2 separate regions of the Homo sapiens genome follow, and region 2 is linked to region 1. A link is an interaction called in ENCODE POLR2A ChIA-PET data of the cell type or tissue named here. Cell type or tissue: OCI-LY7. All regions are shown on one strand. Each heading gives the region's core, and the rest is flanking DNA. Links, peaks and the distances in the headings are about the cores only. Region 1 has its middle 130 kb from the start of SPACA1. Region 2 overlaps LOC101928911 (a long non-coding RNA gene).

Region 1 (5,385 bases), core at 81-5,080:
CTAATCACAATCCAACTTGAGCCAACCTAGAAGCACAGCAGCATTAGTCAGAGTGATGGAACATATGGCTGTGTCCACATCTGCTCTGAGGCATCCAGATGGAAGAGGAGGTGGGCCAGGGGGCAGGGGTGAGTGAACAGTGGGGTAGGAAGGAGAGAGGAGGGAGCAGACAGGTGAAGGCTGACAGGGGAGTGGGGCAGGGACTAGGCTCCCAAATCAATCTCCACGATTGTGTGGTTAATGTGCAAACAGCACACAACAGCTGCTGGTGGCTCCCATCCGTGACAGTACAACTGTATGACAAATACTTCCTGTCACACTTAGAGAGCTGTGTCTTCTGCTTTTTGGTTAATGGACCTTTGACATGCCTACTCAAATCACTTCTTCATAGGCCTTACAAGTCTTTGTCACAAATATATGCTAATGTTTTTCTTCTCTGTGTGGCTGTTTCCTTTGAGCTATCACCAAGCATGGGTCCTATGCTACCCTGGTCCTCCCCATCTCTCCTCCACAGCCTCCCAGAAGCTGGCACACTCCTGACTTGTGCATCTCCCTACATAAAAGAACACTCACCTAACTGATAAAAGATGTAAATTCAAGCACAGTTCTTGCTTAAAGCAACATTTAACCCTCCCTGTGCCTTGGTTTCAGAACTGAAAAAGGAAAGTCATGACTGCAGCTTTTTTGTAAGACTAAATAAGATAGCATGTGGCAAAGAAGTAGATGCTAAGTATTAGCTGAATCTGAGTCCATACCTGCAGAAGACATGGGCTTGACTTACTCCAAACCTCTGGCTTTGATTATTTATAAACATGGGCAGGGTTAGCAAATGGGTTTTGCAATCTTCAGTGTTTTGCCAGTCACCCTTGTTGGCCTCCTGAGAACATGTTGAGGACCTTTTACAGTATTCTCACATTTGCACTGATTCTTTCATTCACTCAACATTTGCTGTCAACTCTGTGCCAACGCTGGGCTGAGCCCCAGGCATACAAAGATGATTGAGGCAAGATCCTGGCACTAAAGTATCTCACGGTCTAGTGCCCATCACCCATAGTAACAACCCCCCCCCCAAACACACACAGACACACACACCACCCAGCAGCAACACCAGCAGCAGCAAAAGTTCACATACCAGACCCTTACTATAGGCAATATACTCTGATACTTTATGTTCTATTTTACTTTTTAAATTGACTTCACCACCCACTAATGGGATGTTGACCCACAGTTTTAAAAGCTCCATTTTGGGGTTGGATATGTGTGCTAAGTTCTATTATCATTTACTAGATTGCTATGGGAATGCCAAAAAAAGAGCTCCCAGGCCTAAGAGAATCAGCAGACCTAACACTTAAGCTGGAAGGATAGTCAGGTGTGCATGGGGTATTTGGTGTTCTCAGAAGAGGAAACATCATGAACAGTGCATGGAGGAATGAAAGCATGGCTGTTCAGGGAATTTTTTTTTTTTTCTTAGATGGAGTTTTGCTCTTGTTGCCCAGGCTGGAGTGCAATGGCATGATCTTGGCTCACTGCAACCTCCCCTTCCCGGGTTCAAGGGATTCTCCTGTTTCAGCCTCCCAAGAAGCTGGAATTACAGGCGCATGCCACCATGCCTGGCTAATTTTTGTATTTTAGTAGAGACAGGGTTTCATCATATTGATCAGACTGGTCTCCAACTCCTGACCTCAGGTGATCTACCAACCTTGGCCTCCCAAAGTGCTGGGATTACAGGCGTGAGCCACCACACCTGGCCAACTGTTCACAGAATTCTAAGAAGTTTTGAATGGTTAGAACACAGGGAACTTTAGGGGAAATGGGGGAAATATGAGGCTTTAGAGATAAATAGAGATTTTTTGTTTAAAGCAAATATTACAGAGCCAATGACTGAATACTCGGGGAAAAGATTTTTACTGCCAAGCAGGAAACTCAATCCAGCACAGAGTCTAGGCTCTGGGAAAAGAGGTTTCAGGAGAAGAAGAAACAAGATAGGTTTTTTAAAGCCAAGAGACCACACCCTGTATTTAAAAAGCAAACTCTCTTGAGTATTGCTGATTGGTTGGAGGCATCTTGGTGTGTGGATTTGGTTAAGCACTGGGCTGGGTGGAGAGCTCTGCTGTGTACCAGAGCACCCACCTCAGGATTGTGGCACCCAGAGGTTGTTTTAGCAGAAGTCATGTCTGCACCACTGACAGCTGATCCAGCAGCCCAGTTGCCTCTGTCAGGAATCAGATCATGAAGAAATTTGTGGCCTGCTAGAGAGTTTGGGTGTTATCGGCCATGGAGGCCAGTGGAAGATTTAAAGTAAGAGGGTACCTAAAAATTGGTAGAAGCATCAATATCACAGCAGAGTAGCAGATAAGATTGGAAGGAAGAATTAACTGGAGGAACACAAACCAGAAAAGCAGCTAAGGTTAGTAGTTCAGGAGATGGTGATGGTGGGCTGAAAGAGAAAAGAGCTGATCAGGAAGAAAAGGAAAGGCTGGATTAGGAAATGGAAAGTTGGAGAATCAATATGATCTAGGGGCTGATTCAATGTAACAGGTGAGACAGAGGGAAAATCCACAATGATGCATCAGGTTACTAACTTGGGTGATGAGAAGATTGTGGAGACCCCCGAAGAGAAAATTTGGGGTGTTTGGGGAGAGAACGGGAGGATCAGGTCAGCACAAAAACAGTGCTAGAGTACCCAGACTTGTCTCCCATGTATTACCATGAGCAGAGAAATCTCCCATTTACAATGTTCATGAACCCAGGAATTATAGAGCTACCCTTCTCTTCCAGATGCCTAAGGAATCATCATTAGGATCAGGGCCAGGAGGAAGGGGAAGTGTCTGCCTGCTGGTGTGCATGGCGTGAAGGTCGTCTCTGCCATCCAGAAAGCAGACTTTCTCCCACAGACACCAGATACGGTGGGGACTCTTGGGGCTGCAGAGCAACTCCTCCCTCTAGTTGAGCATTGAGCTGGATGAAGAGAGGTAGAAGGATGCATTTGTCAGCTCTGGCTCCAGAAACACTTGCTGGCCATCTCCATCTGGAAACCCAAGTTTGCACTGCCCAGTCACTATTTCAGCTTCTCCTCAGACCTGAGGTTGGAAGAATGATATCTGTAGTGGGTTGAATTGTGTGTCCAAAAGGATATATCCAAGTCCTAATCTCTGGTACCTGTGAGTAAGACTTTATTTGAAAATAAGGTCTTTGCAAATATAATTAAGGTTAAGAGAGATGAGATCATCCTAGATTTAGTGGGAGTTCTAAACCCAATGATTGATGTCTTTGAAAGAGAAAGCAGAGGGACATTTGAGACACAGAGACGCGGGGAGAAGGTGGCCATGAGAAGATGGAGGCAGAGACTACAGTTACACAGGTGCAAGCCAAGGAACACCAGTGGTGGCCGGCACCCATGAGATGCTTGGAGAATGGCATGGAATGAATTCTCCCTCTGAGCCTCCAAAGAGAACCAACCCTGCTGAATTTGGACTTCTTGCCTCCAGAACTGTGAAAGAATAAGTTTCTGCTGTTTGAAACCCCCGTTTGTGGTAATTTGTTATAGTAGCCCTAGGAAACTGAGATAATATCCCATTTAATTGCTTTTATGGCACTTGGGTACAGGAAACCTAGTGACCATCTCAGAAGTAATCACTACTCTCTGGTGGCTTGCCTCTTCTCCCCCGCCTATTCCCCTCAGATAGACACCTTCTCAACCAGCTGTTTCCCATCTTTTCTTCATTCTTTCTCTAGAGCAGAAGCTGTTCTTCCCAGCTTAGATGCTGTTCTGAACTCAGGGTAACAGCCAATTAAGCAGGTCTTTACTGAAGTCTTGCAGTACACCAGATGCTAAAGGTGCCCAGTAGATCCCAAGTGTGACAAGGACCAGAAAAAGCACACTTTTCTCAGGCATTTAGTAAGAAAAGCCTTTCCCATTTTATGTTTTTTATTTCTACTACCCAGAGCAATATGACATTCCAGGGCAATCATTCTTACATTTCAGAAAACATCAAAAAATAGCTTATCCTTAAAACAAAGTTGGAGAGCTCATCCTATTCTAAGGCTTGGCCTGAGCCTGTAGATCAGAGAGGGTTCCATGATCTTAGGAAGTCACCCAGGACTTCTCATTTCCACTTGAACACCTAACACTATACCAAAGCAAGTATTTCCCCAGATTGCCCCAGTTCATGAACTGACCGTGTAGTGTGATGTAGAAATTGCAAATTTTGGTGAGCCCTGGAATTAAAATGTGTCTTCCTTTCTGGAAATTTAAAAAAAATAAATGAAAGGACTAGCCATATCCACATATGGTTCTGCCCTAGTCATTTAACCTCTGTTTGGCCCAGTTTGCTTATTTATGCATTAAGTGGAGATTGTGAAAGGACATCTTATGAATTAATTAATTAACAATTGAAAGGGGCTTTAAAAGTGCTATGCAAATGATAAGCATTATTGTAAGGCCCATGGGAACCTGAGACAAAGCAAGGAGCCAAACTCCAAATTGAGGATTATAACCAAGAAGCAAATGTCAGCACTTTGGAATGTGAAAGAATGATTAACATTGGTTACGATGATGTCGGTTTTTTCTAATCCAGATAGAGAGGTGAGAAACTGTTAAAATGTGGATTCAGTTTGAAAACCCATACGAGCCCAGATGCTCTGTAAGTGGTTACACTTCAGCAAACGCCTGCACATTAAAACATAATCAAAAGATCGAACCAAACTGGAACTGGAGAAGAAGCAGGTGCATAAAACAAATGCTGTCAGCATATGTGTGAGCACAAACAATTCATTGTGCCCACATAAGTCATATGATTGGCATTTGCAGATGTCTACATATATTTAGTTCAAATATTACAAAAATAAAACCTCTTGAACCCACCTAATTTTAATATTACACTCGTTAGAGAGATAAAACCTCTCTCAAACCATTAGCCCATGGAAGTTCTCCAGGCAAATCAGCTTAGTTTTCTGTTTTCTATTTCTCAGAAAATGGACTCTTGGCTTTACAGAGGCCTGAAGCAGCCATTGGTCCTTATAATTATAAACAAAATGTGGTAATTCATCTCTTTAAAAAAATTATTCAAATTAAGCTATTGAGATGTGGCTGTATTGTCTTCTAAAAGAATAAAAAGCTATCTTAATAATAACAACAATAAAAATGAAGAAACAGTTTACATTTTTTTCCAGTTTAAGCAACTTCTGGCTTCAGTAATTATAGAAGAATAGCTTTGCAGATTGAAAAAGCAGCTGTTAGTGTCCAGGCCTGACTTAACTTTTATTTTCCTGCCTGAATGGCACTTTAAAGCGTCCAGCATCCTGTGGTCTTTAGCTTACCAGGCAAAAGCAGAGCTTTCTAGACTGGCAGCTTCTCATTTCCAAATCATCATGATCTATGGGTAA
Region 2 (5,385 bases), core at 78-5,077, 120 kb after region 1:
CAGCTTTTCAGAAACTGAGTGTCTCAGTTAATATCTGTTTGGTTGACAATAAAAATCAACTTGAGCTAGCTTATTTGGAAGGAGGAACTTATTCTAAAATCACAGTGGTAATTCACAAAACCCATGAAGGCAGCCAAGCTTGAGAAAATGACCTGGAAAGCCCCTGGGAACCCAGACAGTGTTCCCTCTCTGTTCTTCCTTGTTTCTCTCAGTGCATCTGCTTCTTTCTTCTCTTTTCACACCATCTTTCTGTGAATGCTCTCCCACTGCTTGGGTTTTCACCATTTCAGTTCCAGCTGTAAAGAGCTACTAGCCATCACTGAATCCTAGCATCAAATTCCTGGGCATGAGAATCTAATTGGCTCACTTTAGGTTTACTCTGCTCCAACCAACGGTGACAGGGCCAAACATGTCCACCAAGGTCTGTCACTATGAGAAGCATTGTCATCCAAAATGTGTCTCCCATACCAGGAAAATGTGTACAGAGATTCCACAGCTACCTCCCACTGAGAAATGTATCTTTCAAAATGAAGTTATAGGATGGGCAGTGGCTCACACCTGTAATTCCAGCACTTTGGGAGTCCAAGGCAGGCGGATCACCTGAGGTCAGGAGTTTGAGACCAGCCTGAGCAACATGGCGAAACCCCCATCTCTACTAAAAATACAAAAATTAGTCAGGTGTGGTGGCGCATGCCCGTGATCCCAGGGAGGCTGAGGCAGGAGAATCACTTGAACCCAGGAGGCGAAGATTGCAGTGAGCTGAGATCACACCACTGCACTCCAGCCTGGGCAGCAGAGCGAGACTCTGTCTCAAAAAAAAAAAAAAAAAAAAAAAAAAAAAAGAAGAAGAAGAAAATAGGTTTGTCCACACATGAACCTAAAAATGAACCTAAAAGAGTTTTCCTCCAAGGGTCTCCAGAACACATTTTGAGAACTGTTACATTAAAAATTGCCTACCATCAGCATGTAAGAAAATACTTAAACAAAGCATCTTGATTTTATAGGAGTAACTTCTTTCTGCCTCCATATTAACTAACTCAACCAGTTTAGCTTGCTACATTAATCATATTATTTTGATTAATCTGATTAATCTATGAATCAATTGAATTTGATAAATTGGATTGATAAATAGTATATAGTAGTTATTGAAAAGCTTTGCAGAAGGATAGATCTGAAATGAATACTTGGCTCCTCCACAAATTAGCTACATGACCTCAGGCAAGTCCTTTAAGCATCAGTGTCAGCGTCCCCATTTTTCAATAGGCATAATAATGATACTTACTCACGGGGTATGAGGGTTTCATGGAACACTATAATAAAATGCTTAGCATAATGCCTGATATAGTGAGTGTTCAAAATGTCAGCTGTTTTTATTTTTTGTTACTTAGCATATCTGTGCTCACAGCCACTAAAGATGAATCTTTTCTTACGCTTGAAGAATTAGTCCTACAAGTAATGACTTATGTTTTGTATCCTAAGTGTCCCTACCCCACAGGAAAATGTGCTAAGTAACTACGCCACTAAGACAGTTACTGGGCACACAAGTGTTCTGGGTGCAGCTTGAGAAGGAAATCTCAGGTTACCCTGAGTCCATGTGGTGGTTTAGAAAGTGATTGGTCTCACTGAGAGGTTATGGAGAATGCCTTTAAATGTGTCTGGCTGGAAAAATTAAAATATATTTGGACCTAATTATAATAATATTAGATCTATTCCCAAACTTTTTTTTTTTTTTTTGAGAGACGGAGTCTTGCTCTGTCACCCAGACTAGAGTTCAGTGGTGCGATCTCAGTTCACTGCAACCTCCACCTCCCAGGTTCAGGTGATTCTCCTGCCTCAGCTTCCCAAGTAGCTGAGACTACAGGTGTGAGCCACCACGCCCAGCTCTTTTTGTATTTTTTAGTAGAGATGGGGTTTCACTATATGTTGGCCAGGCTGGTCTCGAATGCCTGACCTCAGGTGATTCGCCCGCCTTGGTCTCCCAAAGTGCTGGGATTACAGGCGTGAGCCATCGCACTTGGCCCATTCCCAAACTTTTATTTTGTTCCTTAAAGATTTGTTTCTTGAAGCCTTAAGTGAAATTTCCCTTTTGGTAAAAAAAAAAAAAAAAAAAAAAGCTTTCTAATTGGTTACTAATAAATCCAGTTCTATGCTATTAAATTTCATCTTTGTCTGTTCCAAATTGACAGAAAATGAGGAAATCATCAAGACATGGATTAAAATTTCTTGTGTAGCCCTGGAGGTCCCATCAATTCTCACATAAAATAAGAAGTATTCGAGAAAATGGAACCCTGACCACTGCTCTCTGGCTTACCTATGACTATCTTTACCCTCATTTCATATATTTTGCTGAGAATACAAAATACATAAGCTATTTAATTTTCTTTATCCAATGCCAGTATATTCTTATAAAATGAAACCAAAAAGCATTTCCTTAAAGCACATGCTGGGTGGCCACATATAACAAGTCTTTTATAAGAGGCAATATGTTTGCGTAAGTGAGAAGGCGGAAAGAGAAGACATCATCTTATGTGGCCACAGTAAGTTTTACACAGATCCTACTGCCTCTATATCCTGCCAAAGCTTGATCAAGCGTCTGAGTCCTAACAAGCCATGATAAAGAGCCAGGAAATAACCCAGGTATTTGGCAAGTTGTGATCACTCAATTTGAAGACTATTTTTTTCTTCAGTTATTTCTCACTCTAAAGCTCTTTCCCATAAGCTTCATAGGAAATATTTAAATTCCTCACGACTCTAAAATATTTAAAATAAACAACTAAAATCCAGTACCTTTGCTTAACTTTACTGAGAGAATGCAACAAAACATCAATCCAAAATTATATAAATCAGAACAACATTTTGAAAAAAATTGTAATCAGCAGCCTAACAAAGTACACACTGATAAGCCAATTAAAACGTTCATGTGTAGCTCAAATAATAAAATGTTTATTTATGATTTTTATCTTTTTCATAAAGGCAAAAGATTCACATTTTTGTTAGATGATTTTCACAATGGGAAGTCCACAACTTGTAGCTTCTCCTGGGTCAGTGATTTGGCAGGATATAGGTCTAGAGTTGGCCACAAATCTTTGTCACCCAAGCAAGTTTGGCCACAGTTAAAACACCAGGACTCTGCTCATTTTATATATTTTAAAATACAGAAAAAGTTGGGGACCCTTAGCACATCAGGATTCATTACTGAGCAGAACCATGAAGTATTTCAGCATCTTCTTTCCCTGCTTCCCAACGATAGCACTAACCCTAGTGTTCCATGAGGACCTAAATACTAATCAATCAAATGGAATGATAAATTGACCACAAGAAACATTACAGTTTCTACAGGATGGTGTTGTATAATGTGGAGAAAGAGAGAATGGGATTTTTTAAAAATTCTTAAACATTTTATTTCTGGTCTGCACCAAAAATAAAGACAAGGAGAATCCTTCCAAGATCATGTCATAAAGTAATGAAAATTCTCTATTTTTTCCACTCAACTCTACTCTTTTGCCACAGTTTCTACAAACTTTATAATCTACTTCAGCACCCACACTTTGAACAAATTAATATAAGGAGGATTCTGGAGGATGAAGTTTAGAAATGGGCAAAATAAGAAGAGTTTTCATTTTTCTGTGGAAATAGAAAAAATAACTAGAAAAAGTTTATTAAAATGTTTTAGTTATTTTTAAGCTTCTTGTCTGTAGAAACTATCCAATTTGCAAAGAAACATTATCCGTAGATCCTTGTAACTAGAACACATTTTTTACAATCATGATTTTAAAATAATTATGTTATCATTACTATGAACTATTTTTTGAACACTAGAAGTACTCCTGATGTATTTCTTATCAGTGGCTTTACCATATTATTTTAACAAAACAAATTTAAAAAGCAAGCCGTAAGATCACTGGACAAGATTAGATGATAAGTTTCCATTTCTAGAAATGGCAGAGTAGCTCATATTACACCAATCCTCCCAAAGTAACAATTATAAACCCTGGAAAACACACACACACACACACACACACACACACACACACAAATCTGAAGCCATTTGAGAGTGTCTAAAAGCAGGCAAAACTAGAGGTGGTCAATATTTAGAGAAGGATGGCCAGGCTCAATGTGCTTATAACCCCAGTGCATTGGAAGGCCAAGACACTAGGATGGCTTGAGGTCAGAATTTTGAGACCAGCCTGGGAAACGTAGAAAGACCCCATCTCTCCAAAAAATATATAAAAATAAAAATATTATCCAGGCATGGTGGCATGTACCTGTAGTCCTAGCTACTTGGGAGGCTGAGGCAGGAGGATCACTTGAGCCCAGGAGTTGAAGATTACATAGAGCTATGATCATGCCACTGTGCTTCCAGCCTGGGCAACAGGGTGAGACTCTGTCTGAAAAAAAAAACAAAAACAAAAAACAAACCAACAAACAAACAAAAAACCCACTGGATATTTGCCAATTTTTTCTATTTCTTTGTCTGAGAGTACTCCCAATTGGTCCCACCAAAAGGTGGCTAAAACTTGCACAGAAACCTTGCTAGCTAAGAAATCGGAAGACAAAATTCAAAGCAATAACAGCAGAGAAGTGAAAGGAGAAATAGTGGAAAGGAAATAGCCGCAGAAGGGAGACTCAAATTCTACATATAAACTCTGCCCAAATCTCTGGCCAGCCTCTAAAATATACATATGTTGGATAGATACCAAGAAATCTAGCTCGAGCTAAAAGAACTAAACAGATTTCAGTTGCCACACCACAGAGGAAAAGAATTTAGAAACTGAAATCAACTAGGTTAATTGCCTGCTAAAACACAAAATCAATACTCTTTAGAGTAACATAAGAGAATGCAGAGTCTCTATATCATTCACAATATGCACAACATGATCCAAAATTACAAGACATAAGAAAAAATGGGAAAATATGACTCATATACAAGAAAAATGACAATCAATGGAGACTCCTAAGATGATTTATATGTTGGAATTAAGAAACAAAAGTTTTAAAACAGCCATTATAATTACGCTCAAATATATAAAGGAAATATACTCATAACAAATGAGCAGAAAGAAAATCACAACAGAGAAATAGAAAAGAACCAAATGAAAATACTAGAATTACAAAATATAATATCTGCAATTTTAAAAACTCACTGATGGGCTTAACAATGAATTGGAAATGACAAAGGAAAGGGTCAGTAAATGTGAAGATAGATCAAAAGAATTACCCAATCTAAAAACAGAAAAGTCTGGGGGTGGTGGCTCATGCCTGTAATCCCAACACTTTGGGAGGCCGAGGCGGGCAGATCACCTGTGGTCAGGAGTTCAAGACCAGCCTGGCCAACATGGTGAAACCCCGTCTCTGCTAAAAATACAAAATTAGCCGGGCATGGTG

What was found. Peaks named below come from ENCODE experiments on the same cell type or tissue, not always from the same donor. Only the 100,000 strongest peaks of a DNase experiment are listed, where the experiment ranks them.
Region 2: POLR2A ChIA-PET joins it to region 1 with 14 read pairs; 3 of 35 experiments call an interaction of 5 or more read pairs at or near these places.

What each region holds. Positions count from the first base shown.
Region 1 is chr6:87,917,960-87,923,344 of GRCh38, reverse strand. No RefSeq gene overlaps it. Among named protein-coding and RNA genes, the nearest start is that of SPACA1, 130 kb to the left of the region's middle. In OCI-LY7, for the core only: no CTCF peak of the experiment used is centred there; DNase peaks (open chromatin) are centred at 274, 1,004, 2,074, 4,754 and 5 weaker places; H3K4me3 peaks cover 4,307 bases; H3K27ac peaks cover 5,000 bases.
Region 2 is chr6:87,801,116-87,806,500 of GRCh38, reverse strand. The region is part of intron 2 of LOC101928911 (a long non-coding RNA gene); the gene reads right to left. Among named protein-coding and RNA genes, the nearest start is that of AKIRIN2, 100 kb to the right of the region's middle. In OCI-LY7, for the core only: no CTCF peak of the experiment used is centred there; DNase peaks (open chromatin) are centred at 2,540 and 4,560; H3K4me3 peaks cover 2,132 bases; H3K27ac peaks cover 1,191 bases.